Regions from separate parts of the Homo sapiens genome. Here region 1 is linked to region 2. The links are chromatin loops, found by intact Hi-C in ENCODE. Cell type or tissue: psoas muscle. All regions are shown on one strand.

Region 1 (2,500 bases), 360 kb after region 2:
AAAAAACCCAATCCAGTCATTTCAAAGACGTATACTTCATATACTTCTACCAAGTCTTATACTTATACTTATACTTATACTTATACTTATACTTATACTTATACTTATACCAAGTCTTCTCAGACCCATGCTCTCTTTTTCCCAACCACTGGCCCAGTTCAAATCCTTAGAATTTCCCAACTCTACTATGACAGAATTTCTCCCTTAGCTGGCCCTTTTGTCCAGCTTCTCTTTTCTCCAAACTATCTCTTATATTGTCACCATTCTTATCTTTTTGAGGCAAAATGTCAATCATTTCAGGCTCCTCCCCAAAAACCTTCAATAATCTCATATCCTAATATGACTGAAACCCAAACTCCTCATACCATCATTCAAAACCATTTAGAAACTTTCACCATATTTTCCCAACAGTTGGGGCCCAGACAACTGGGAGACTTCACATGAGCACACTAGTTGGGCATTAGCTTATGCTTGCCCTTGTCCTGCTTTCTCTATTTCTCTGTCCAAGTTTGGCTCATCCCGTAATAAACTCCTCAGATTCTACCTTCTTCCTAAGACCTTCCCATATCTCCCAGTAGCAATTCTTTCTCCCTCTCCTGTGCCCATGACACTGTTGGTTTTCTGCTGGAGCCCTAACCAAAGCCTGCTTTGGGCTAAAGCATGTGTGTGCATACGTTTGCATCGCATTGAGACTGTGAACATCTTGGTGGCAGAGGCTATGTCTTGCCACTCTGTCGTACACAATGGCTGCCACATGGCCAAGCCTAGGAAGGACTTTCTGAATGTAATCAAATTACTGCTTAGAAAGAACATACAGTTAAAAGAGCTGCCTTCTGTTTGCAAAATGCTGCTGGGAGGGCAGATTATTAAGTCAATGGCTTTTTTCTTTTTTTTTTTTTAAGCAAAGACCACAAACCACCTCTGAAGCCAAGAAAAAGACGTGATTAGAGGGAAACACATCAGTACCTTTAATCCTCCACTGACTTTGGAAAAACAACAAAATGCCAGCTTCCACCAGATCATTTCTTCTTAATTAAAAGTTAGCCAGATTCTTTTGGAGCACTCAATTTTCTGGTCAGGTCAACAAAAAAGTAATGAACATCACACACACCTCCCTCCCCTGTCTTCCTAGCCCCATTCCTGGAGTTATGCAACCCTTGGGGGCGGCATACACTTCAGCTATTTGCTCTGTGTTCATAATTAGATTGTCTAGACAGGAGATGTTGCTGGAGCAATAGGAAAATATTTTACAAGATGTTCCGCAGAACCACACTTATAACAGTGATTAGGACACACTGACAGACGCGAAGCCAGCAGAATTGGCCCGGGCCACGAGCCGGTTTCACCCAGAGCAGAAGCCCTTTCAAGCTCTCATTTCAGGAAGAGGTGCCAAATTAGAGCTCTGAGGGCATGGAGCAGCAACTTCTTGGCCTTTGGATCCGAGAAAGCAAGGTTGAGATAATAGAATGATGTCTGCGATGCCCTCCTTCCTCCCTCCACCTGCTGACACTAAGTCAACAGGAGGCAGATGGTAGTTGCTGCTTTCACCAGCATCTCTCCAAAAGGATGTGTAAAGGCCAAAGAAAGCAGTTTCCTGGACCTGGCTTCTGCAGCATGGCCTATCCCTTCTATGTTGCAGAATGCAAATTTAAATAGCATGGAGAGATACATGTGCGATGCCTTCTCTTGCAGGGAGATATTTCTTGGCCTGACCTCCCTGCTTAGCTTTTGTTGGCATATCAATGTGACAGCAACAATATTTTCCAGCAGAAAACCTCTTTAGAGATATTTTTTCACAGGAGGAATTGATAAGGTAAAATCATTTAGCCCTCTAAGATGAATGGCTTTTGGAAAATTGCTACACTAATATAGTACTACAAGGGTATAGGATTCAATACAAAGAAAAATTAGAGATTTTAGAAATTTAGCAAGAGGAGATTCAGCAAGGGGAGGGGACTTATATCAGGAAAATGTATCAGGACCCAGGTCCCTGAATCCTAAACCAAGGTCTTTCTACCAAAACTATTAAAGATGCTTGCGTAATTCAAATGCTTACTATATACCAAATGTTCTTCTAAGCATTTTACCCATATTATCTCATGGAACCCTCAACACAGACCAATAAGAGAGATACTATTATCCAACCCTCCCCTCCTCCCTCCAGTTTACAAATGGGAAGACCGACGCATGGATTGTTAAGTAACTTGCTCCAGGTCACCCAGAGGGAAATCTGGATTGACTCCCTGTCAGCCCGACTTCAGAACAAGGTCTTTAAGCCTTAAACTGTCTATATTCTATCTCCTCATTAGAGTTCAGATGAGAATATGGGGAAAGAAATGGGGCTTAGTGACCATCAAAAATTACAATGCATTTGAGAACAAGTAAGAATTAGGCACATGACAAAGGCAGAGGAGGAGGTGAAATCAGAGAATTTCATGTTTCAGATGCTACCATCATCTGTTTCCACGATTGCATACAAGTCACTCAACCACTCAGAATT
Region 2 (2,500 bases):
TCTGGTAACCTGATGAAGACTGATGCAATAAGAATATGTTTACAGTATTCATGAAGCATGTGTGTAGGTGGGAGATAATAAAATGAAGCATTCTTATTTACCTTCCCTTGGTTAGTTTGAGCCCATAAGACAGCTGTTGCTGAACCTCTCTTTCAGACATAGATTCACAAATTTGTGCCTTGTTGATTTGGTACTGATCATCAGGAAGTCATAAAAGCCACAATTTCTGGAAGGCAAGGAGATGCAATTGAGACAAGGAAACAAAAGCCCAATGTGTATATTTCAAAGCCTATGGCAAAATGATTTCTTTTGGGGGTGTAGCTTCTTGAAATATAGTGTTTACCTAGGGAACACAGCTCACAAAAGAGGGGCTAGAGAGACATTTATCAATTTCTCTTTTTGAAAATTAGCCATACTGAAAGTTAAAAAGAAATTTAGAGATCATTTACTTAGAAAAAAAATCTTAGAAATCAGAATGACTTAAAAATAACAAGGCTTTGTATCGTGGTTTATCGTACAGAACACTTTCACAGACAGTATCTCATTGCAACATCTCAACTGTCATGCGAAGTAGATGGCTAGAACAAGTGGTGTCATTACCTCCATTTCATGTGTGAGGAAGCTAAGACTCAGACGGCTTAAGAAACAAACTTACAATCACACGATGAAATAACCATCAGCCGCTGTGGCCTGTAATGGACCCAGCTCTAACTCCCAAACCCAATTCATCCACTCAATGAAATAACATTAATTAAATGCCTATGGTATGCCTGGTGTTGAGACGGGATTTAGGAAAATAAAGATAAATAAAACAAAGATCTCTCCTCTTTATATTGCATCTTCAAAACCAGAATTTTTATACAGCTTGCCACTTACTAAATATTTTATGTCCATTACCTATTTAGATAACTACTAAAAACCCTAGGAAATAGCCAAGTTAGGTTAACTGCATTTCACACAGGAAGAGATAGTTGGTGACTCTGCATTAATCATTCAGCCAGATAGTGGTAGAGCCAGGATCTGATCTCAAATTAACCCATTTCCCTGACATTTATGACCACATTTTTGCTTTTGACTCTCAAAAAGATTCATAATACATTTGTGCGCAGTCAAAAATCTCAGAGTCCTACGTATGCATGGTTTCCAGCACATGTCCCTCAGTGTCTCTTTCCTGGTCCAGTTAGCAGGATAACATAAGCCCTGCGAATGCCAGCCCACAAAGGAAGGCATGAGCTCATGGCGGGCATCCACATTTGGGCCAGGAGTCAAGAATGTTAACTCTGCTTATTTTGAAATCTGGGGCGTGCGCACCGTTTAAGCATGTGGGGGTGGATGCACTGATCAAATGCTTCTGTGGGATGGACATGATTCTCAGGGCATCTTTACAGGGGAATCCCCACGGGGTGACCCCTGAGTAGGTCTTGTTTACAGCAACATCTCTGTGTCAAGTTTCTACGAGGTAAATTTAAAGTGCTACCTTGCAGGAATAGCCTCAGTCTGAAAACACAACTAACCTTCACTGTCTTTGGTTAGTTAGTACATTATTCTGTTGCTCTGCTACTGATTTATTTAATCCATCTGAATTCTTCTTCAGTTATCTCTTATATTCTACTTCTGAATAGTATAAATAATTTTCCCCATGGAACTGAATTACCATTAGTATTGTTATAATAATTGCAACAAATATTTTCAAAGTAAAAAAAAATCCTTCTTTTCCAGATCAAGACCCTGAGTATACATAGAGAGGGAAATATGAGAAGAGAGAGAATAAATATAGAGTGATAATATTTATATAGATATGTATGCATATATGCACATTTATGTGTATATGTGTATATGTATATATTGCACATAATGTACATATTTACTTATATTCATATGTGTATATTTCTCTCTATATATAAAATATACTATAGTGTAACATGTATAATAAATATGTATATAAGTATGCATGTGTGTATGTGTGTATATATATGTATGTATATACAGAGAATATTTATTGGTCAAGTTTATTCTCTAATTTTCTTCTTTTCTTACTAATGTCTTCTACATAATCAAGGTAAAAAATTATTTTTAAAACCAAAAATAAATCATCTAATAGAAGAAGCAAAGCAATCTATGCAGTGTATTTCCATGGTATGGAAAATGTAGATTTTCCATATCACAAAGGCAAAGGAAAAGAAAGAAAATTCATAAGCTCCTAATTGTAATTATTTCTGAATTATGGAGTGAAAAGAATATTTTCTTCTTTATACTTTTCTGTAGTTTTCAAATTTTGCACAGTCAATGGGCATCATTTTTGTATTAACCTACAAGAAATAACCATTACAAATACTTTCCTGGAGAAGCTTTAGTCATGGGATAAATGTACATGAAAGAAAGTGTCTTAGATGGTTCTACCCTATAAAAACTATACAGGTGAAAGCCATTTTCTTTCAAAGGTGTGCGTAATAGATGAGTGAAAAATATTATGCCAAGATGAATGAAAGCTAAGAGAATG

The links. Hi-C counts contacts between places; a loop is a spot of excess contacts. Peaks named below come from ENCODE experiments on the same cell type or tissue, not always from the same donor. Only the 100,000 strongest peaks of a DNase experiment are listed, where the experiment ranks them.
Region 1: a loop joins it to region 2, with 3 times the contacts of the local background. A loop is called at or near these places in 5 of 110 quality-filtered maps.

The regions. Positions count from the first base shown.
Region 1 is chr3:189,259,814-189,262,313 of GRCh38, reverse strand. All of the region lies in intron 4 of TPRG1 (tumor protein p63 regulated 1), which reads right to left. Among named protein-coding and RNA genes, the nearest start is that of TPRG1-AS2, 20 kb to the right of the region's middle. In psoas muscle, no CTCF peak of the experiment used is centred here; a DNase peak (open chromatin) is centred at 1,313; H3K27ac peaks cover 2,500 bases.
Region 2 is chr3:189,620,919-189,623,418 of GRCh38, reverse strand. It overlaps a transcript of TP63 not described here. Among named protein-coding and RNA genes, the nearest start is that of TP63, 9.2 kb to the left of the region's middle. In psoas muscle, no CTCF peak of the experiment used is centred here; a DNase peak (open chromatin) is centred at 1,268; H3K4me3 peaks cover 656 bases; H3K27ac peaks cover 2,371 bases.